Regions from separate parts of the Mus musculus genome. Here region 1 is linked to region 2. A link is a loop called in an ENCODE intact Hi-C map of the cell type or tissue named here. Cell type or tissue: heart. All regions are shown on one strand. Links, peaks and the distances in the headings refer to the core of each region. The heading gives the core; the rest is flanking DNA. Region 1 overlaps Adgra3 (adhesion G protein-coupled receptor A3). Region 2 holds the start of Adgra3 (adhesion G protein-coupled receptor A3).

Region 1 (12,113 bases), core at 1,988-9,987, 76 kb after region 2:
TTATTTCCCGTTAGCTCAATTAAGATTGGAATTCTGTGCCCAAATAATTATGTAATTAGAGGGATAATGTAGCTGTTGTCTCACCGCTAAGTTCACGGCGGTTTCACTCTTAGAGGCATGGCCTGACTTGAGACCCACCTGTCTTTCAATACCCTCCCCAACTGTTTACACATGCTCCCCTCTCACAGCCTCCTGGATTACTTAGCTGCACCTCACAGGTCCTTCTGCCATAGAAGGGCATAATAAAAGTGATGGCACAGGAGTGAAGGCCATTTCGGCATGCAAAACAGGCTCCAAGAGTCACACATCTGCTTACACAGCTGCCTTCCTTAATCCTGGGAAAGTATTCTAGGACCCCAGTGCATGCCTGAAGCCATGGGTAGTCAGGAGCTCTGCATCTGCCATTTTATCCTCTATGTTCATAGCTGCCATGCTCAGCTTATAAATCAGGCACAATAAGAGATTGATAACACCTAATGGTAACATAGAAAGATTATAACAGAGAAAAAAGTTATTTATGAGTATTATAACTGGAAATTTCCATTTAGTGCTTTCAGATGATGGTTGACCACAGATATCTGAGCCTAGAGGAAGTAAACCAGGAAAGGGGTAGGGGTTGGTATAATAAGTCAAGAAGGTGTATGAAGAAAGATATGAAGACAGGGCTTCCCCAGGGAAGTTTCAGGCATCAATTGTGTTGATGTGATGTTTCAGAAACTACAGGAGTTTTGTGGATTGTTATCCAGCAATTATATGGAGTATACCTTATTAGTCTATGTGTGTAATGAATGCTGATTTCACAGGGTTAGTGTGTGAATGCATGCATAATAGACGCTAATGCATACATAATCATCCTCAGAGCAAGGCAGTCACCACGGTTTCTTTACATGAACAGTCAATCCTGCCACCTCGGCAGATTGGAAAGTGAAACTGTCACCTTTTCTCTTCCTGTGCCTCCGCTGGCATGGGTGGTGGAGTGGGAGAGATGCTGGGGTCCTCCAGAGTACAGGCATAGTGGTTTGTGGATTGGCAGCTTGCACATCTTAGTGATTCCCTAAGTTCAGATCACCTTTGAATTCCTTCAAAGTTAGAGGGTCGGCAGGTGCCATCTGTTTTAGGCAATTATCCTGACCTAATTTACTACTTAACTCAGTTTATTTTCTGCCGTTTGGATCAGCATCTGCCTTTTTTAGGGGGAAAAAAACCAGCTTTAGGATGAGTCTGCAGCTTTTTGTTTCTTTCTATGAATTCAGTGCAGACAGCCTGCTTGTTCTCCGTGTGAAGCAGCAGCGTGGGCAGTCGGAGGGAGCATCATCAGGACTCCCTCCTTTTCTTATCAGCCATTCTGTGCACATGGGGGGGGGGTTGCTACAGGTTTTTCTCATAGCTCATCCTGTGAACAAAATCTTCACATTTTTAGCTTATTAGCTGGAAGGTATTTTTCGAATTATTTTTATTATTTCTTTTTATCTGTAATGCTGAGGCTCAAGCCTAGGGCCTGCTGTGTGCTAAGCAAATGCTCTGTTCTGAGCTACAGTGCCTGCCCTCAGGTTACTATTACTTTTAATTTCTATATATAATTAAATATCTCTTCATTCCTCCCCTTGCCCACCTGCCCCTTGCATGCCAGCCTCCTCAGGTCTTCCCTCTTCACAGCCTTCCTCACTTCTTTAAGGTGTGTGTGTGTGTGTGTGTGTGTGTGTGTGTGTGTGTGTGTGTGTGTGTGTGTGTGTGTCTGTGAAGTCCTGGAACACCCCCTTACCTTGCATTCTGCATCTTCCATAACTCCTGTTTGGTTGATTTTTGCAGTACTCGCCCAACATTGCTCTGGAGGCTTACGTCATCAAGGCTGCTGGCTTCACAGGAATGACCTGCTCCGTGTTCCAGAAGGTGGCTGCCTCCGACCGTGCAGGTCTTTCTGACTATGGGCGAAGGGACCCGGATGGAAACCTGGATAAGCAGCTGAGCTTCAAATGCAATGTCTCCAGCACCTTCTCAAGCCTGGCCCTGAAGGTGTGCTATCCTCTCTGGCCATTTAAAGTTATCTTTGCTTAAATTTGAATACTCAGTCTAGCTTTACCCAGAAATCTTGCTAAAGTATGTATGTTTTAAATGTTTTATCGGTTCCATGTGAATGTCATTTCGTGCACCCCAGTCCGACTTCTCTTCCCTCCCCTTGTCCTCACCCTCCTTTCTCATAGCCTGTAACCTCCCCCTTGCAGAGGAAAAAAAAAATCGCATTGTGGAAGCTGTAGTGTGTCACAGTGTGTCCCACCGTACACCCTTTTGTCCACACTTCCTTTGCTTACAAATGTTCATAGCAATGATTGGTTGGTGTGGTTCAAGGCCTCTGGCTTCTGCCACTCTGTCAATGCTGGGTCCTCCCTGGGACTCCTCTCAGACATCCTGTTGCTGCCCTGTGCCATGAAGATCCTGTAGTTTTTCATGTGTAGGATAGGCTCCTTCATGCAGTCCAGCAGTTTATGCATGGGGTAGATGTTGGGGAGGGCCAGTTCAAAGCCCTGGATCTGGGCCTGAGAGGTACTGAACCTGCTCGCCTGCTCACCTGCTCTCCTGACCTCATCAGGGCCAGCTTCCCAACTGCAGCTGGCACAAGGGAGGGGAGGGGATCTCTTCCTGACACTGCTACCAAACACTGGGGCTTTGGTTTTGCTGTTTTTTGGTTTTTTTTCATGTATGTCTTTTTAAAGAGTTTGGTGGGAGGCTGTGGAGTATTGTGCTGCTGTTTTAAAGGAGACTCAGACAGAGGTAGAGCATGCAGACGTCACAGGCCGCACAAGTTTTGCCTTCATATTGCCTTTCTCCACTTGGAAATACCAAAACCTGCTGTTTTTCTGATTGCTGTGGTATAAAGGCAGATGTATTAATATTATTTATCAAAATATTTTCTTCCATATAAAAGTTTTCTTCTTTTGGTTTTAAGATATTAAAGCATTTTCTTGAGCCATAGAATTATTGTGGGTTCTTGGCAGTATGCCTACAGTGTCTACAGAAATGAGTCTTGGCATATGTCAAATTTTGGAAAAGAAATGTCAATATGTGACATGTATTTTTTAAAAATTCAAAATTTGCAGTGTATGTTTTTAAAAATATCATTTTTATTATTGTCTTTTGAGCAGTTTAAAAAAAAACTTATTTTCACATTTCAGAGTTTGCCTCAGCCACATTGAAGGAAAGCACTGGAAACAGAATGGCAGCCCCTTGATGGACCTCTGTGTCTGCATTTCACTTAGCTCTGTCTTGGTCTCTGTGGCTTTTAGCTATAAGGAGCCTGTCAAATAATGATCACAGAGGTGCTCTGATATGATGAAGATACTTGATATGTGTCCACTCAGAGGATGGATAACTCATGTATTTCCTCATGGTTCACCCTGATGCCCTTCATAAGGAGAGTTAAGTGTGCTGAGTATAGAAATCCTGTAGCCACTAAGACAGTCTGAAGTGGATCTGATGATGCGGCGCCGTACTCAGTACTCTGTGCTCAGAGGCAAATTGGCCAATTGGATCTGCTATTCTCGACCTGGTGAGAGTACATGATACCACAGGCACCACCTGTAGTCCAGCTCAGCTTACCTTCCTGCACCTTTCTTGGTAAAAAATACTCCGTAAAGAGAAGCTGAGATAGCAGCATATGGAGTGCATTGGAGATAGGCGTCTGTTTCTGAGGAGGACTTGAGATTGATGGCTTATGGTTGGTAGAAAGGGGCAGAAGTGATGCCACCCTGTACTTCATGGGTTTCACAGCCTGCCCCTGTCTCAGGAGAACACCCCCAGCTAACTGTGAGTGTATCACGTGGCCACTCAGGGATGTGCACCTTATAGTCTATTCTCCATTTAAGATCATCCTGTGGCTAGAGAACAAGGCACTCTGTGCCCTTATTCCTGTTCCATGGATGGTTCTGGTGAGACAGGGTAGGGAGGAGCGTGTCCGTCACAATGGATGCAGAATTAATTAGATGGTTGGATGTCAGTCGTAGAAAATGCACTTCAGCTTTCTCTATCAGGGGACTTTCCTCACCCCTAAAAATTGAAGCTGGGCAATTCTTCATTCTTTAAAAATTGCTTCAAAAATATGCTAACTAGATTACTTGAAGTAATGCATCCAATCATTCACTGCATCTCCCTTCAGTGTGGACTCACATTAGCACTGAGTTGAACCCGTATAAGATACCTTTACGCTTGCTGACAGGAACCTGGTGTGGCTATTTCCTGAGAGGTTCTGCTAGCACCTGAGCAATGCAGATGCCCATGCTTGCAGCCAACCACCAGACTGAGCTCTGGGACCCTGATGGGGGAGCTGGGGGAAGGACTGGAGGAGTGGGGGAGGATTGCAACCCCATAGGAAGAGCAGTGTCAGCTGGCCAGACCACCCAGTGCTCCCAGGGACTAGACCACCAACCGAGGAGTGTGAATGGAGGGACCTATAGCTCCAGATACATATGTAGCAGAGGATGGCCTTGTCTGACATCAATGGGAGGGGAGACTCTTGGTCCTATGGAGGTTTGATGCCCCAGCATTGGGGGATACTGGAGCGGTGGGACAGGAGTGGGCAGGTGGGTGAAGGAGCACCCTCATATAGAGGCAAAGGGGAGGGGGTAGAGGGCAGATGAGATATGGGAGTGTGGAGGGGTAACCAGGAAGTGGGATATCATTTGAGATGTAAACAAATGAAATGATTAAAAAAATTTTTTTTTGAAAGATGCCTTTACATAGCAGAAGGTATCTGGCTTGTTTGCTTCTTGCATATTTTGGCTTGTTTTTGTGCATCCCTGCATGCACCCTAGCTAGATTCATACTTTCCCATGCAGACTTTCCTGGCTTGTAGTATAAACTCACCTTTATTAAACTATTTTTGGTTGAAAATAATGCTGCTGAGAATACAGGGACTATACATGAGATCGTGTATTTTCTAGCTGAACAGCACATGATGCTGTGGAGTCTTGACATCCACTCTGCGGCCTCATGGCCAGTTGAGGACCTGCGCTTGCTGCTGCTGCCCAGTATTACAAGAGAGGATGACACTACCAGTTATTAGCGTAGGGAAGACCAAAGGTCAAAGGACGTTTTCTGCTGAGTATGTCTCACTGTCAGAATTCATAAATGAAGAAGTCATGCGGTGTTTTAGGAGCAGGTTGCATTTGCCAAGGCATTGCACATTCCTGTTCAACCTCTGTGTCTTGACGCCATTCCTTAAAATTCTTTCTTTACCTGGGCTAAGGACTGCTGGACGAGTGTACCATCATTAACCTCCTAGTGAGCACGCCATTGAATTCCCTTCCTGTCATGTAGCTGCTTGAGTGCCAACTGGCCCTGTGGGGTTTCTGTTGGGAGCACCGTGAAGATCTTTCCATAGCGAGTGGTTCCTGTGATATCCCAGCGATCCCTTTGGCTGTTGAAACCACAATCTAGGCACGTTCATGTGATGCAGCAGAGTCCATTGCCAGAGAACTACAAGGGATGTGAGAAGTCAGCTAGTGTTCTAAGGAACTAAGAGACAACCATTTATAACTGACTAGATACCAGTTATCCTTGAACATCCCACACGTCTCTCATCCCAGACACCTGGGGCTTTATCCCAGCTGAAGCTCTCACCATTTCCCAGGCCAGTCATTAAGTGCCTTCACTCTTCCTGCCTTGATTCCTACCCTTTCTCAAGTGCGCAGCTCTTCCCAGCCTGGAAGACACTCTGATGCTCTCTCCCTCTGGGGCTCTGTGCAGACTGCTGCTTCTTTTCCTTCTTCGCAGAATTAGTCTCTGTTAATCCCAAGGTGCTTTGTTCATTTGCTGGAATAGTTGCAAGTCTACTGATGGTGCCTTGGTTCCCCAAGGTCATGTGATATGACTGACTGTGACCTCTGCAGCTATGTAGCCTGCATTCCATGCGTTCTCTTTCCATATTACAGCTGTGTAGACAGAGACCAGGGACCAGGGTCTCTGCTTCTCAGACTCTCTGTGCCATGCTATTGGCAGAGGCTCATGAAATGGCACCAAACTTAAACAGTTTTGAAAAGATGAAAGGAGTTGTCTATGTTGACATTTACAACAACGCTTTCTCAGGGTTAGTTGTATTCTTAGTACATTGTGGCAGTGGGCCTCACCTCTCTCTCTTATCTAAATTATGAATATTTGATAGCAGGGACCTGATCATGTCTTTGGGGACCACACAGGGCCAAACACAAAATAACCTAATCTCTAAAAACTGTCAAATAAAATTAACAGTTAAATGTTCTTCACAAGGACAATCAGTTGAAAATGAATCCTGAAAGCACCCCACCCTCGTTATCTACAGCAGGAAAGAAGCACAAGGTAGTTAAATGTCTAGTTACAGACAAGAAGGTGCCTTAGAACATGGCATGTTTTTACAATTGCAGGAGTAAATCAATTGGTATTTTGTTGTTTAAAATTCAGTGGTTTTTAATTCATCCTGACTTTACTGTTAGAATTTTATAAAAGTTAAAAAATATTGTTTAAAATTTGAATATTACTAATGGAGGAAGGCCATCTCATTTCATAAGATGCTAACATCTATCTAAATTGCTTTCAGGTTTGAGTTAACCTATATCCTGCTTCTTTTTAGTAATTTGCCATGGATGGTACTGAAAGGCTCATGATAACACGCCTTTCATATGTGTGTTCATGCTTTACCTATTGGCATAGTGAAACAAAACTGCAGATGTTAGAACATGCGGTTCTAGCTTATTGTTAAGTCAGCACTGTGTTCTTCCTGGTCCCCAACCATGGTCCTCCCACACCATGGTCCTCCCACCCCAGAGCCATAGTAATCGTCGCACCCGCAGCCCTGCGGTTTCTGTGCCCTCCTGGCCACATTTCCCTCCATCCTGTGATACAGAGGTCATTGGAACTGTTCTGAGGCTGAAACACAAATTGAAGGAAATTGAGCAGTGTTACCCTGTCCCCTAATCAGGAGGGAGCCACTCCAAACATGTTTGCCTGCTGTCTGCAGCAAGGCCCGCCATCTTCCAACAGTGATTACTAGAAGCCACAGTCCTGCGCTTCTCACAGCTCCTTAAGAGACGTTTCCCATTTATTAGCTGTGATTTCTATGTGTACATATCTTGCTCATTGCTATAATCCACACAGTCTTAAAAACCACATGTGATGAATTGAAATTATAAACTGTTTCTGCCTTCAGGCCAGCAGACAAAGGTATAGTCATGAGGAATGTGACATATTACGTGTTCTTCAGTGATTTCTAAAATTAGATTTACCGCCTTCCCATCGATGGTGAGCACGCTTCTCTTACAGGAAGGAAACATACATTTTGCGTTCTTACTACGAGTTGTGGACCTGATTGATGCAGCTGCAGTTCACCTCCTCAGCACCCTGGGCTGCTCCTCTTGTCTCATGGAACCTGTAGTTATGATTTGGTAATTTTCTCTATTGGGCTCTGAAGGAAGTTTAAAAGCCCTGACTATGTAAAGGCTGTGGGTGTGTAGCTCTTGCTATGAGCTTTTTCTTTATTGTTTTTGATTAGTTTTACAAGCTTAAGATTAAATTTTTTTTTAAATTTCAAACTTTTACATCTCCTTTTTTCAACACGTTGGATGTTAGTTCTGAAATGTAATAATCAGTTCGGTGTCTAAGCCCGAGTTAGGATGGCTGAGGCTCTCTTGTCCTCGTTCAGTGCTTCTTTTTTTCTTACTTCCAGTATGCCCCCAAAGTCCAGGCCTACATCAGGCTGCCATGTGTTCTTCAACCCCAAAGATCAATTTCCTTATCACTACTGACACTCTCCTGGAGAACTCTGTTTACTTTCTAATAATTTTGAGTTCTTCAGTAAGACTACTTTATGAATTTTGTAATTCTTAAGCTTGAGAAGGTATCATTTTTGTGAAGGGTTATGAACTATTAATTGAATGATGGCTTGATCTTTTTTATCTTTAGGTAACTTCTTATACATTTAAAACAAATGTATATATTTTCATAGCACAGAAAAGAGCCCTAAAATCAGGCAGAGACAAGAGAGAGCCACTTGTCCTCATACCCGGGAGTCCATAAAAACACTAAACTGAGAGCTTTGGCAAATACTCAGAAGAGCTGCTGCAGTCCGGTGCAGGCCCCGTGCTTGCTGCTTCCATCTCTAAGTTCATCTGTGCTTTGTTTCCTTGCTTTAGAGGCCTTGGTCTCCCAGTGTCCTCCATCCCCCCTGGCTCTCATCCTTTCTACCTCCTCTCCATGCCTCATATTTGTAAGAATAATGGGAGCCTTTGCATGCTTTTCCTTAGACAGTAATTCTGACACATATTTTCATGACGTCTTTAATGTAAAAGTAATATGTAAATATCTCAAATAACACTAGCAGATTACAGCCAGGGATCTGCTGTGCCGGCATTGTAAGCAGAGCACTTAAATAATTACACAGTCAATCATTTGCTTCAGTACAACCTTTTAATTCTTTTTTTTTTTCAGCAAGCATGCCATGTTGACTTGGTTAAATTTATTAACAGTGAGCTATTTTCAGTAAATGTAAATGACAGGAAGTAGTACACAGGAGATAAAAAAATGAATAATGTTATCTGCAGCCCAAATTCCTTCCTGTCTAGTTAATAAGCCGAGAGAGGCATGTGTTGGAGCTGTAGAACTTGACTGTGTAACACAGGTGTGCATACTCTTTATCGTCCAGAAGAGGGGACAGCCACCTAGGAAGCCACTGGAATGACTCTTCCACCAAAGAGCATGTGTAAAGTCTTTCTCTTGGCTGCCGGCCGGCCATGCCTTCTGATCTGTCTTTTCTGTTGTAAACAGAATTACCTTGTTAAAAAGCAAGTCCACTAGATAGATTCAGGAGTTTGTCAGACAGCAGAATAGTAGGGCATTGATGTCAGGGCCCGGTCGGCCCAGCACACTAGGCCCATGCAGAGCAGAGGCTCCTGCTGTGGCACTCTTGTCTCCACCTCTGAGCTAGGACATAGATGTAAGCAGGAGTCTCTAGTCAAATTATATGGTGCCTTAGCATGTGGGGCAGTATTCTAAAAGTCTCACAAGCAAAGTATTATTAAAGTACAATAATAATCACCTTTGTCTTTCAAGAAAAAATTCTTTTGGTTCCCTGTAGATTGCTTTGGAGGGAGAAAGGGGTTGGTGGCTAAGAAAATGACTTTGTCATAAATTCTTCCTTTAGTGAATATTTTCAGGTAGGTTAAAATCTATGAGCATACAGATTTTTTTTCCTGTTAAAGTTGAATGCTTATCTTTGTTAAAGTTAACGTGTTTTATTAAGGTTGAATTGTAACTTAAAATCCGCAGTAGACACAGACAATACTGCTGCTGGACCTTCCGGCTGTGCTCAGCTGTGAAGAAGTGAGGGCACCCTGGCTGTCAAGCACTTTCCCTTCCGTTTGTTGTGGTTCCCAAGCACTGTTTCTTAGTCGCAGGGACACACATGCTGAAGTAGCGGGGTGTTGAGTTTAAACTTCGGTTTTCTCGTTAAAATCTTGGTCTTTTATTGTGTGAACCTGACTCTGTTCGCCCCTCCTGCTTATTCTTGGTAACTGTAAAACTGATGACTGGAGCTCTCCATCTCCTTAATGCTGCCTGCCGTAGCTGCGTATGTTGTCATGGGGGAAATGAACAGTTCTCTTATTTTTAAACTCTTGGAACAAGAACTTGGATTTCTCTCTCTTTTATACTTTTGACCTATGCTGCTCTGGACTGCTCAGACTTTTTTTTTTTTCTGGACTTGTTAGTTGTTTTAAATATTCATTTTTGTATACACTTTTTGAAGACATGTTTAGCATATAATTTGAACATTTTCTTGACTACCTGACATTGTTCAAGTTTTTTCACACTAGTATGGTGAATTTTATAATATATATATATATATCATATATATATTATATATTATTTATAATATATATCCATCTTTTTTCAGAACACCATCATGGAGGCCTCCATTCAGCTTCCTTCCTCCCTTTTGTCACCAAAACACAAGCGAGAAGCCCGAGCGGCGGATGACGCCCTCTATAAGCTCCAGCTCATTGCCTTCCGCAACGGAAAGCTTTTTCCAGCCACAGGAAATTCAACAAAGTTGGCAGACGATGGCAAGCGGCGGACAGTAGTGACCCCTGTGATCCTCACGAAAATAGGTTTGTGTGGCAGATGTTACCCGACAGTCGCTCGGCACTGTGGCTTTATTGGTTGCTCTTCCTAAAAATATGCTTATTTTTGTTCTCTGTTGATTTAATGAGTCACTAGTGAAAAAGGATCTTGCAGAGTGCCCATCAGTGTATAAGTTGGCATTTAATTGTTTATGAAGTTTGTTTGAGAAATACCGTTCTTTCCCATTTTCTCCAGATGGTGCAACCGTAGATACCCACCACATCCCTGTTAATGTGACGCTGCGCCGAATTGCCCACGGAGCAGATGCGGTTGCAGCGCAGTGGGACTTTGATTTGCTGAACGGACAAGGAGGCTGGAAGTCAGATGGGTGCTGTATACTCTACTCGGATGAGAACATCACCACCATTCAGTGCGGCTCCCTGGGCAACTATGCTGTGCTAATGGTGTGGCCGTTGTTAACTTGGTCTATAAATACTATATATTGTAATGGTTCTCTATGCATAATTAAGCCCAAACGAAGAATTTACTTTTTAACTTAACATAACTGGCTCCATTTAATTATGTAAGAGGTGATTCTGGATTTCAAGGGAAATTGAGTTACTACCAAGTGAAATGAATGTGCTTGCACTTTGTAGCGGCTTCTCAGTGAACTATAAGGGAGTCAGATCAGCTAGGCGCTGACCTCCTTAAAACATGAAGAGATGGCTTGGGTTTCTGCAGTCTGACTCCTTCAGGGTGGGGCGATTTCTTTGCTGAAGGATTCACAGCAATTCACAAAAGGTTTCTGACCACATACCCACACTGTTAGCCTTTTGAGTGGACAATGGCCGTGGGAATTGATGGCAGTGACTTTAATAAATTTTGTGGCTGCAGAACAGCACTGAAGGCTGTCGGTTTGATTGTCACTTGTTTGTCAGTCAGTTCCACTGCCCACTCTGGTTCACCGCTGCTGTTGACCATTAGCCATTCTTAAAGGAACTTCTGTTAATACGTGCAGTCAGGTCTCCTAAAATACTTGGCCTGAATCTTGAGACCCTGGAGACCCTTGCTTCAGTCTTCTCTGTCCTGAGCACATGAGGATGAAATGGCCCACTTTAGTTACTGTTGTAGCTACTTCGCTGTTATTTTGCAGTTGTTACATGGTGCCACTGTCTTGGTTGTGTGTGCAGAGCACAGAGAGGTCACTACAGGTATGGAGACATTGCTCATAAACAGCCAAGTCTCCCCTGTTTAATTTCAGTTGTGAATCTGGTATCTAGACAGTATTACTTATATGTATTACATATAGTTTATAAGTGTACTTATACTTGTATAGATAATCTTGAAACAGAGTTTGTTATATACTTGGTGATTTTTCTTTTTAAGATGTGATAGCATTTGCCAATAGAAATGATCTTGAGGCAAGTCCGGATTATAATCATTTTCCCCAGTGTTTGTTCCTTCACTTTCCTTGCTTCTGTTTTTTTAATGCTTTTCCTGGTTCCTTGGCAGATGAGGCTTGAAAATGGATATTTTGTAGGTGATAGGACTGTGGTGACAGTGACACCATGAATCTTTGCACACAGCTGTAAGCAGTGCACTTGAACCGTATCCAACATACCTATACTTCCGCCTGCACAGTTTTGGGATCTTTGAAGGGTGGAGGACTACATACCAGTAGAACCAACTTTTATTATTATTATTATTATTATTATTATTATTATTATTTGTGTTTACCTTTTGTTCTTTAAGCCAGTGTTCATAGCTAATGAGGTGTCTGGATTCTGGAAATTCACATTTCACTGTTCGGCAAGGGTCTTTGAATTAAAGCACTGCTGGGCTTGTGAGCTGGCTGTGTAGGCGACGTGCTCTTCTCCAAGCCTGAAGCTCGGAGTTCCATCCCTAGGTCCCACATTGGTGGGGGAAGAGAATCGATTCTTCTTTCTGGTTTTTCGACACAGGGTTTCTCTGTGTAGCCCTGGCTGTCCTGGAACTCACTTTGTAGACCAGGCTGGCCTGAAACTCAGAAATCT
Region 2 (12,113 bases), core at 2,211-10,210:
TTTAATTTCTATAGGCTCCAGCCTTGTCATCTGGAACATGAGGAAAGGGCTAGATTACAATTCTACTTGTGTTTTGAGCAATCTCCTGTGGGCAAGTCATGTGTTGTGTGCTTTCAATGTTAGATTAACTTAAATTTAAACCAATGAACAACATATGAAGAACACTAAAGCAATGCATTGTTTATGGTAACCTAGGTGAGGGTGTAGTCAATGCAGTAATCTGATCCCCATCTTCAAGATCAATGGTCTGTGTACTTTTAAATTTTGTATATACTTGAACAGTTTTGTATTTACATAATATATGCATGCATTTAAATGTATTAACATATAGATTGAAGCAACTTAGAATATAAAACATAGTTTGTGTCATGTTTGAAATAATGTACGTAAATTTAATGTTTTAAAGAGTCACTAATTTACAGTATTTGTTTTGTGACATGGTAACATTTGTTTGGGGTCTCTAAGTGATGAAAGAACATGAAATCAACAGGAGTTGGCTATAGTTCATTGGTGAAGCACTTGTGTGGCCTGCACAAAGCAAGCCCTGGGTTTCATCTCCAGTTTAACAGCTAAAGCAAAAATCAAACTTAACAGTAAGCTGTGGTGTGTTTGTGTATGTGTGTGTGTGTACCAAAAGACGGGATGCATAGTGGTTAATATTCCAGATCACAGGCCAAATCAAAGAAGTAATTACTTTGTTGACAATGGAATAGTTTCAAACATACTATCTCCTTTTGCTTAGCTCAAAAAATGAATTTTGCTCCTATCAGCTGACCCTGAGGAAGCTATCATTGAAAACAAAGATTTAGGTGGACATTTCATGATTGGTAAATCTGCTACAGAGCCTTTCATCAACAGTTATTAGTCTGCTAATAGATGTTAAGCATTATGACTTTATATGGAGGACTGAAGCACCACATAGATAATATACATAGTCAGGACAGGACAGGCTGTGACATACATGCAACATAGACACTCAGGAAATACTGTCTTAGAAAGACATTATACTTCTGTAGTAGATTATGGTTCTAAATTTTTTTTAAAGCCATTGCACTCTCTGTTATGTGTTTTAAGTTTCAGTTGAGAAGATTTAATCATGTTCTAGAAAAAAATGTGGGAGAGATGAGAGAGTGAAACAATGTTAAGTCTATGAGCAAAGAGATGTGAGACTTGGCAGACATAGGAAAGCAAACAGAGTAGATGTGGTAAGCAGATAAAAGCGATGGAATGTATGAGAGAAGTACTTATACACAGAAAAGAATGGGTAGGCCCAGGAGACGCCCACTATTCGTGCTTTCCTGAATATACATGGGACATTTGAAGCACTCTACTAATTGGGTTGAAAATCAGCCTCATTAGTGACTTTTAACCTAGCCTTACATGTGCTGTGTCCAAAAGGCACATACACAATCCACAGCCCTTCACTGGGCAGTTTGGCTGGTTATAAGTATGATCAGCAAGCATTGTTTTCATGGGCCCAGTAGAACAAATGGTCCCTACGGTCTCCTGCCAGCTCACCTTGCTTTCTGACCTCAGAGCTGAGCCTTTAAAGCCCCATCAGTAAGGGACAACGATGTGTCTGAGATCAAAGACAAAAGTGCAAATACATGAGTTAATCCAGACACTGACCGTGATATTGTGAACCAGTATGGAGAATGATTCAATTTTTCCCAATCCTTTGTTTTAAAAATATTAACTTTTATCTGTGTGTATGTGCATGTATGCACTTTGATCATATGCCGAGACATGTGCATTTAGATGCATCCAGAATCCAGGAGAGGATGACATATCCTCTGAACTAGAGTAGAGGCGTTCCTGTGCTGCCTGACGTCAGTGCTCACAACCAAACTCCAGTCCTTTAGAAGAGCAGCAAGTGTTCTTCCCTACTGAACCATCTCTCCAGCAATGTCTCTCTGTGTATGAAACAAACCATGTGATATAAGCATAGACTAAGCCTTCTTGTTCCATGAATCTGTGCTAACAGATCTGGACATAAAAACACTTGGTGCCCGCTGTTTTATCAAGGTAATTCTTCTCATGGCACGGCTGGTTGGATTTTGCCTCATATTTCTCCTTTGTATTTATAACCAATAATAATTACACTGGAATGGAGAAGGAAAATATCATTTCAGAAAAATATTTGGTCACCTAAAGAGAGTAGTGGTGTCATGAAGATACATTCCAATAATAGCCCAGCTGCCGCACACCAACAATGACTTCATGGCTCATCAGGACAAAAATTGCACTTTAAACCCTGTGCTGGTTTAAGTCCTCATTTAAAAAGGTGACGTACAGTGACTTGCTGAAGGGCACTGTATCTCCTAACCAGTGAGCCAGAGCTGGGGCCAAAGCTGTGTAAGAGGCAGGATATCTGAGATAACACTGTGGATCCATCTGGGTCCTGGGTAATGACCAAGCACACATTCTAACACATGCTACGAAAACACTAAAAATACAAACCACAGATGTCATAATTAATAGATTACCATCCAAGCACACAAAAGTGAACTGAGAATGTCTGTTTAATTACTAAGGCTTACAAAAGGTGTTCCAGAGACCTTTCAAGTGCTAGCAATTGATGTTCTTTCCTGCTGTAAATTTAATCATGGCATTACACATTTCTATCTGATCCTAGAAGAATGAACTTTATCCATTTCACATTGGTTAACAATAGCTGGGAATTTATATTTGGCCACCCATAATGCTTATTTCAACAAAACTTATCTTTAGTCATCATGGCTGAGGGATAGCAGCAGATGTCTGAAACATAGAAATGAGTACATCTAAAATGTTGTAAATTATCAAATGCCGTTGAGTTGCTTTTGTGCCAGGACTGCCCTAGGTGGTAGAAAGTTATAACAATGGTGACATAAATGCAAGGATACTCACCACTGAGGGAAAGAAGTCCAGAGGCTTGAGTGGCAATTGACCATCATCTCAGTAAGCTGAATGCTTCTGTTTTTAAATACCCTTCTATGATTTAAAGTGTTCCTTGAGGCTTTTTGCCTTCTGATTACAAAACACACATTTCACCTCTAGGTTGCAAATGTCAGTGGTGGGAAAAAGGGATGGATTATTAGCATCCACTTTTCCTTTTTCCCTCATCTTCCTCTTAACAGAATCACACAGTAGGCTTTAGGCATGTTTGTTTGTTTGTTTGTTTGGGTGTTTTGCCTGCTTCTATGTTTCCATGTACGCAGTGCCTGAGGCAGTCAGAAGAGGGCATTAGATCTCCAGTGATTGGAATTACAGCTGGTTGTGAGCTTCCCTGTGGGTGTTGTGAATCTAACCATAGACTTCTGAAATAGTAATCAGTGCTCTATATCCCCAAGCCAGGTCTCTAGACAATAGGCTCTTTTAAAACAGATGACACATAGAAGTTTCTACAACTACTGTAGAATCTCTGAAGTCAAACTGATATTCATCAGTTATAAGCAGCTAGGAAGCACTGATCTGAAAGACTGAGAAATAGAATTTTTGGGTAAAATCTTGTCAAGCTTTTAGGTTAAATTTATACACACTTAAATTTATATACACTAGTGAACAGCATAATTGTTGATTCCTTTTGCAGGGTCATCTGCCACCAGTAGTTACAAGAATGGCTGGAAAGTGATGCACCTCAGAAAAGCTTAAGAGTGGCTTTTGGGCAGCAACCTGCCATGGGAAACAGGGACCATCAGGGAGCTACAACTGTGGTAAGGGAGAGCTAACATACACAGATGTAAAATTCAAACAGAAGGAAGTTATGCGCCAAGTTTAGATAATCATTAGACCCTGGATCTAAACAATCCAGATTCCAGAGGCACAAGATGGAGGAAAGAGAGAGAGTGATTTGAAAGGGGGAATCAAGAAAGGCTTCTAGAAGCTCATAGTCTGGTGACGGGAAAAGGTTCCTAAAAGGAACTGTTAGCAGTAAATTTAGATAGACACATTTATTATCTATGAACACATATATTAAAACATATTTTCATTACAGGTATTCACGCAGACATACACAGTTTATACAGTATTTTATTTTAAATCAAGAAAAACAAAGCATGTTTGATATCTCTTACAAACCTTACAAGACCAGCGGGTCTCAACTGGTCTCTAGACCAGTGAGTGTCAACTTGGGAGTCTCAACCCCTTTAGGGTTATCTATATTTAGATATTTACATTACCATTAATAATAGTAGCAAAATTAGAGTGTTGATGTAGCAACAAAACATGAGTGTCACAATATGAGGAACTGTATTAAAAGGGTTACAGCATTAGGAAGGCTGAGAACCACTGTTCTTGATGAAATGCTGAATGTGGTCCATACCCCCTCCTTAAAGCAACAGCCAACGTGATGCTGCCCTGTTCCTGTATGGTTACGAAGTAACATCTCAGTTTCTAGAACTTTCTGCTATGGGACAGTCACAGACACAGTGAGAACTCAAGACCCAGGAAGCCCTACAGTTTCAAATGTTGCCACGTGCTCCAGGCCTGAGGGAGGAGCAGCAGTCACTGGACCTGTCTGGCGAGAAGATGTCAGGGTGAGAGTAGCTTAATTCCAGCTTAAATTCTGGTGAAGCTGTCAAGCTCGGACTCCATCGTCCTCTGAGATCTATGCAGTTCTAAGGGAGGGCTCCATGTCCCGGTGCTTGCATAGACTCAGCGCTCGGCACACTCTGGGGTCTACAGTGTTGGGAATTTCTAAAGCCGGCTCCACTCTGTGATTTTTTTCTTTTAAATGACTTATTTTCAACACTCATCGGAATGACTTCTTTGGAAGAAAGCTGAGCTGGCCCACAGAATAGGATTGTTTCATCCATGTTTGTCTCTAGATTCATGGTCTTATTTGTGACCTACCCTTTCCTGGTGATTTTATATTTTAATATTCTCAACCATCGTGAAGTACAAATCTGACGCCAAACTTAAAGCGCATGCTAAGTACGTCTTAGAAGAGTCAAACACATTTACCTCCGTGATAGTTATCAACATTTTCATGTAGTCTATGATACGCCAGTCTATGGCTATATCAACAGCAACATGGCAAATAAAAGCTTTCAAATTATTATGGTAAGATTTTATTTTTATGGTGAGAACAGGTAATGATGACAGGTATTGATTTTATGGGAGGGGGAGGGGTAATCATCTTCATATAAATTCTACAGAAAGGTGACCAACCTCACTATAACTGAAAATATGAGTTTGTGACCTATAGTTAGTTGTAAATTTTAAGTGACTTAATAATGGCTATGATTTCTTACTTTTCTTAGCCACTGTAGGCACAGACTTGTGCTGTTCAACACATATGTAATAGCATTTAAAGCTGAATTTAATAAAAGTGAAATTGAATAAAAACCCCACTTCCTACAGAATTGTAGATAAATTTTAAGCTCTAGATAGCCACCCTTAACTAACTTGGATACTATAGGTCTGGATCCCTCTTTTCCTTGTCACATGCCAACTTCCAGAGCCAGAATAATTCTCTCCTCATTGATGTATTAGTAGATGCTATATGCACCACTGTGTTTAGATATTAGATAGTTAAATCTCAAGAAGTATCAAGTGATGCACAATTCGCACTTATCTAAGTGTCTTGGTAGCTTATTTACTATGGAGAACGCCAAATACATATATCTGGGACATGATCTTGGAAATTTTTTTTCGGAGGTCTTTTTAGATCCAAGTTAAAAAATGCCTGCCATGGACCCTGCTTCTCTTCCAGTTCTCTCGATGTAAGATCAAGCAGCTGGAATAACCACTCCTGTCTCTGTGACAGCCTAAGGGTGGCTGTGTTGGGAGGGACGGATAGGCTGATTGGGCACAGGTGTGTACACAGGTGCCACGCCCCACCTGTTGCTGAGTGGAACCAGTATAGGAAGCAAGGCCAGCAGGGGATGGACAGGCCACTGGCTGTGTCCACGGGCTGTGATCACGTGCTCCTTACCTGCTAAGTTACAGGGTTGAACTCCAAAGTACGCGAGGTTTCTGTATACCAAGTTGCTCCTTCCTGGATGTTAAGGAAGTCTGTTTCTCAAAGGAGAATAAAACTCATTTTGTTGGCTTGTATAGTCTCTATAAACTTAAACATAGGGTAGGAGAACCCTGGTCTTGCAAATGTTAGGGTGGGGTCTGCGGTCTTTGGCATGAATAATAAAATTCAGCTTGGGTTTCTTGGCTGCTTCGTCACTGTTGCTCCAACTGGTTAACATCTGATCTACCTGTGGACTCAGAAATTTCGGTTGAATGGTCCCCATGCATCCTCAGCCTGCCCACAGCTGCTTCAGGCCAGGGGCAGCTTCCGAGTTCAGTTTATTGGGAAGAAACCTGTTTCTGGCTCTGGCGGATAATGAAACTTTCTACCATGGCCTTTCTTTGGAAAGATTGGTTTCAGGCTCTTTCCCCTCGTCAGGTTGGAGAAAGGAACTTCACCCCCTCCAGCCAGGGCTCTTAGGGGCGTGCAGGGCGGCTTTGTCTGCCAGGCGGCGGCGCCAGGAAACGTGGAGCAGAGCCGCAGGGCTGCTGGAGTTAGACTAGTCTAGAACTTTCTTCCGCTGGGTCCAGGAGCAGCGGAGTTCCGGCCAGGACCTGGGGGCGTGCCCGGGTCGAGGTCGGGTCGGCTGCGGGCCTGAGAGCGCGCGGGGCTGGGGTGGGAGGAGCGGTCGCGCGGGGAGGAGCCGGCGGGAGGAGGCGGCGCTCCCGCGGGCCGAGCGGCGAGCTGGGACCCGGCGGCCCTGACCCCGCGGCTCCGCGGAGGGCGAGCGCGGCCGCGGACAAAGGAGCATGTCGTCGCGAAGCGGGACCGATCCTCGGGCCGCCGGGAGGCTCGGGCCACCGCCAGGGCCGCCCCGCCCCGCCGCCGCCCGCTAGGCCGGTGCCGTCTCTCGGCCCCGCAGGCCCGGTCAGCGGCATGGAGCCGCCGCCGCCGCTGCTGCTGCTGCCGCTGGCGCTGCTCGCTCTGCTGTGGGGAGGAGAGCGCGGGGCCGCGGCGCTGCCCGCGGGCTGCAAGCACGACGGTCGGGCCCGGGGTACCGGCCGAGCGGCCGCCGCCGCCGAGGGGAAGGTGGTGTGCAGCAGCCTGGAGCTCGCGCAGGTTCTGCCCCCGGACACGCTGCCCAACCGCACGGTCACCCTGTGAGTAACCCACGACGCCCCGCTGCCCTTTCCTGGGCTTCCCTCGCTCCCGGGTGCGCGGAATGGGCGCGGGGGTCTCCCGGGTATACACGCTCCTTTGTGTGCGCGCGGCGGCGGGCTGGGGGTGGTGCTGGAGAAGCCCTGTGGCTTAGTGTGGGACCAGGGTGGCCCATCGCCTTCGCAACCGCCTCTGTTCCCCCTCTGCTAGTTTTGCAAAGAAAAGTTTTCGGGGTTCCCGGGAGCGTCCCATGCCATCCCTGCTTTTGCTGTGCTCCGGCCGCCGAATACCACGTGAAGATGCTAATAAACACTCAGTCGGTGCAGTCCAAGCTCATTCATCCTGGCTCGGGGCTTCTGGGGAACACCCTGTGTGCTCCGAAGTCTTCATCCTAACTGTGGAAATGAAGTTGCACCTGAGGTAGATCCAGTTTGCAGGACGCCACAGTTTAGGGTGGCTCTGTGTGGTCTCCAAACCTCTACGAAGCTCTCGTCGCTTTCTGCCTTACTTTTAGTGCTCTTTCAGAACAACTTTTAGAGTTACTAATTTCGGAGAAATGTAAGATAAAAGTTGTCCAAGTCCATTTCAGCCCCATACTGAAGTCGGAGAGCTCTCGGGAAAGCCAGGAACTTCGGGATTGAAAACAGTGTGTGTTGAGTGAGCCCTCCAGAGGTTGGAAGGACTTCGGGTTTTCAGTGTGGGTTTCCACCTGGAAGGAAAAGTTTGGTAACTCAACTGTGCTATAGGATCCAGGGTTCAGTCCTGGAAACGTGGTTCTTTGTGCCAGCTGGACAGAGCGGTTGGCCCAGTGACTTTAGATTCAGTTTTCTGTGAAAGATGAATTGGTCTGGAAAAGTTTGAGTCACAGTGTTTGTAGCGGGTATTTTGGCAGGCTGAAATCTGAGTCCCTGGGCGTCTTGCTTCCCTATGTTGTTTTGGTAGGTTTCTTAAAAAAGAATCAAGGCTGCCACTATGCATACATAAAGGAAAAGACATGTGTGATCAATGAACCCACTTAAAGTAGGATTTTTAATGTAGCCTAACTATACGGAAGGATATTTGGTGGGATAGCCTAGTCACATAGCCTAGTCAACACCTTTATTGACTTATTTCCATCCCCTCCCTCCCTTCCTTTCTTTCTCTCTTTCTTCCTTTTTTTGATAAGGAGACATTTAACACAAGAAACTGTGTTTTCTGCTCACTCGGGTTGAAGATGGGTAAAGTAGTTTTCGTTTTCTTGGGCTCTTACTGACTCAACACTTCGGTGTTGCCTTTGCCATTTGGCCGACGTCAGGAGTTCTATTTATTTAGGTTTTGGCCAGATTTGAAGTGAACAAAATTGTAGGCACCTTAATTAAAGTCTAAGTCTGGTGGAGAAAGGCCCAGTGTTGGAGAAGTCCCCTGTGACTGGAAAAATTAGTCACCCAAGTGACTTAAGTAGTGACTGGATAAACACCCCAGTGCTAGGTCAGTGAGCGGCACTCAGCCTGATTCCTGTTTGCGTTTACTTGTCCTGAAATGGATCCATTATACGGAAGGTATTGGCAAATTTGGTGATATTGCTGTACAAAATCACCTTTTGCCCTATTATCAATTATTGCATCAGATTTTGCATGCGTATAGCCATTTAAGGCCTTTGAAATGTCATTTTGATCCTTGTTTATGTCTGAAAGCTGGTTAGATAAAAATAAAATTAATAAAATTAAGTGACCAGCAAGTAAGTAAAGGCTCAGTTAAGCCACTGCTGAAGTATGGTCAGAGTATTCCAAGCCTGTTGGAAGGGCTCCTAGGCTACTTGTTTCATATTGCTAGACAGGCTTTCACAAGAACGGTGGGTGAAGGCAGATCTAAGTTCCCATAGTGGTTGTGTGTCTGGTCCTGGTCCCAGATTCTTGCCCTGCAGTTGAGATGTGTCTCATCAGATGCTCACACCTGCCTTCATCTTTGTTAGTTCAATGTTTTTTTGCCTTCAGGGGATTCTTGGTAGAAGACGCTGTGTGGAAGTTTGGGTTGTCTGTTAGTTTCCTAAGGCTGCTGTAGATTGTCACATGCTTGGCTCCTTGAAATAATAGATTTAGTCTTCCTCAGTTCAGTAGACCAGAGTCTAAGGTGTCAGCTTCACAAACTAGGATAGACTCCTTTCTTGATTCTTTTGGCATTGAGTGCCCTTCAGTTTATGATAGGTATATTTTAGTCTCTCACCTGGCTCTCTTTCCTTTGTCTTAGTGCCTTAGGTGGCTCCCCCCCTCCCGCCCCTCTCCTTCTTTCCTTTCTTCCTTCCTCCCTCCCTCTTTCCCTCCCTCTCCATCTCTCACCCTCTCTTTCAAAAAAGGAACAGTCTTGGATTGGGATAGGGGCTACTCTAAGGACTCTTGTCAGAATCTCTTACTTCATTATACTTGAAAAGACCTATTTTCCAAATAAAGTTACATAGGTAGGGGCAGTTTACCTAGGGCTTGGACAAATATCTTTGTGGTGGGTTAATTACCATATATTTCATTTTAACACAGAAGTAAAATCAAGATCCTGGGGGCTGGGGAGGGGGGTAGCTCCTTGGATGAACACAGTGGGCCTAGTCTCTACAATGTTTTGAGTTTGATTCCCACCACTGCAAAACAAGCAACTGTTCTTCTTGAGGGATACCCAGGTATTTGGAGAACAGTCTCTGACTAAATCTTAGAGCAGTGTGCTAAATGTTTTATTATCGGGATGCACATTGAGCAGAAGAGGGCCCGCCCAGAGGAAGACAGCAAGCCTTGGCACTTTGTGTGATCTAGGGTCAGAAAACCCTGAGCCAATTCTGGGAAAATGAAGACAACTGAAGAAAATAGTTGATGCAGGGAGGCAAAGAGGAAGTTGAAGTCAGAGTGCTCCTGCATGCCTAGGCTCCCGGAGGGTAGTACTCAGTTAGGATGCTGTGCAGTTTGTGGCATTGGAATAGTAGAGGCAAATGTCCCTTGCCTGGATGCTCATGAGAGAGAGACATTAGAAAATACCTGGCTCCCTGGTTTAGTGTTTAGGCCTTAAGTGTGTGTGTCCAAGGGTTTTCAGTGAGCTGTCATGTTACTGCAGAGAGGAACATTTAATTGGCTTGGATTGTGAGTATGACAAGGACAGGCTAGTTTTCTGTCTGGCGAGGAACTTGTCATTGCTATAGGTGGACACTGTGACATCTTTCAACCCTGAGAATGAACACTTCTTACTTCCAGATGCTGTGTTTATCAAAAGAAGTTGAGCAAAGGTCTTTGGCCTGAGCATGCTCGGTCCCAGGTTCTCTTGTAGATTCTGTTAAGGAGATAAATTTTAGTTATGAAGTTTACAGAGAAAGTGAACAAAAAAATACCTGCATTTAATAGTTTTACAGGACACAAATTATTTATTACATCTCTGTATTTATATGAAATATTATTACATATGTTATTTTAAAAGTTCTGAGAACGTGATTGGCTGAAAGCTTTACAGGGTTAGCCATGTGTGTCCGTGTGTATTGCCTTCACAGTTATTGTAGGGAAACAGTTAAGTCGGGAATTGTCACTCAGGAATGAAGTCTGGTTTTCTCTTAGTTTGATAAGTGAAAACAGTGCATGTGAGTTTGGGTCTTGATTTTATAAAATGTTATGTTTGTTTTCTGTCAGTTGGTAATTGTTTCGACGCCTCTGATGTGGCCCAGTCAGTATCAGGTACAAGAAAAGGAACCCTTGGAGTGTTCAGGAACTTAATTAAACATTGTTGGCGAGAAAGGACAGGATAGATAGAGTGGGCAACATTCAGGTACAATTAAAGAATTCCTGTAATTATACAAAAGTCCTGCACTGCTTTATGATGTTTTAGGAGACTTGAAAGGGGGAGAAGTCTGGGGTGGTACAGAGTCCCTGGGAAGTACTTCTTTCCTGCAAGAAGTTAAGACTTGAGTAGGGCCTCAGGGAAGGGGAAGGTTCAGTTGGAGGACAGAGATCATTTAAGGCATAAGGGAGCAGGCTGGCTGCCAGCCCAACTGGACTGGGGGTCTTGTGTTGGGCCATTAGTATAGAGATAGCTTATGGATATTGACTTTGACACACTTGGTATTTCTCATACCTGCTTTGTTGGTGTTGCTGGGAACAAGATGAAAAGGGGGCTGGGTCCCAGGCAGAAAACAGGGGATGTTGGAACTCAAAAAGATTATAAATGAAGACTACTCTCCTGGAGAAACCACTGAGGCTGCCGGAGCAAAGAGAAGAGTAATCATGAGATATCATGGTGGGAGAAGCCGCCTGGTGGTGAGGTGCCCAGAGATCAAGTGCAGACACACCGAGACTCGTCTTTGACAGTTGAAGGTTTGACAGCCATTTAAGAGCCCCGTCCATACACCAAAAGTGAAAGATGCCAGGCTCTGTAGCTTGAAGGGAGAAGGGGATTGGGAAAGGTATAATCAAATATGGATGAAGCAGGAGTTCTGGGTGAAAAAAGCAGAAGGTGTTCTTAAAGGATTTGGGTTTCCTGGGGCATATGGGGGTATATTGAATGGGATGGGAGAGAGTTGCCAGGAGGAGAAATGGCGGTGGAAGGAAAGATAGATGGGGCTGAGCATAAGTAGAGCGTGTGGCTTTTGATGGTAGCAAGGACTTTCCCTCCCTGCCAGAGTGAGAGGAGACAAGGTATAGCCAAGAGGAGCATGAAGGAGCAAGTGCAGGGGCAGCTGTAAGTGGGAGGGAGAGGGGCCTTCTGTGTTCCCTAAGAACAGAGGTGAAGGAAGAATGTTGAGGGAGGATGGTGGGAAGAGGTGGGGAAGAAGGGCCCTTTTGGAGAGTCATGGCATGGGGGGGGGGGGTTGCATAATGTCATCGGGGTGGAGTCTTGTCCAGTTTGGTCCTAAATTCAGAAGGAAATAGCCAACAGGCTTGCTTTCTCCACTTGCATTCAGCTTGAAGCTACAGCTCCTTGTGGGTAGTAGGTTGCTCCCTCGTCACACAATGTACTCACACACAGAATAGAATGACTTGTGTGGAACACGCTCCTCTCCCCCTTTAAT

The links. A loop is a pair of places that touch in the nucleus more often than their neighbours do. Peaks named below come from ENCODE experiments on the same cell type or tissue, not always from the same donor. Only the 100,000 strongest peaks of a DNase experiment are listed, where the experiment ranks them.
Region 1: a loop joins it to region 2, with 2.3 times the contacts of the local background. A loop is called at or near these places in 5 of 42 quality-filtered maps.

What each region holds. Positions count from the first base shown.
Region 1 is chr5:49,977,374-49,989,486 of GRCm38, reverse strand. Adgra3 (adhesion G protein-coupled receptor A3) reads left to right here. Exons shown (of 19, transcript NM_133911.1): 12 at 1,810-2,013; 13 at 9,914-10,127; 14 at 10,336-10,544. Among named protein-coding and RNA genes, the nearest start is that of Adgra3, 76 kb to the left of the region's middle. In heart, for the core only: no CTCF peak of the experiment used is centred there; no DNase peak of the experiment used is centred there.
Region 2 is chr5:50,053,543-50,065,655 of GRCm38, reverse strand. Adgra3 (adhesion G protein-coupled receptor A3) reads left to right here and starts at 6,660. Exons shown (of 19, transcript NM_133911.1): 1 at 6,660-7,104. The coding sequence starts at 6,881. It overlaps Gm36702 (a long non-coding RNA gene), which reads left to right. Exons shown (of 3, transcript XR_001784857.2): 2 at 3,572-3,695; 3 at 4,317-5,273. LOC115490186 (a long non-coding RNA gene) reads left to right here and starts at 7,113. Exons shown (of 2, transcript XR_003955916.1): 1 at 7,113-7,522. In heart, for the core only: a CTCF peak has its summit at 6,420; DNase peaks (open chromatin) are centred at 6,605 and 7,195; H3K4me3 peaks cover 2,264 bases; H3K27ac peaks cover 2,374 bases.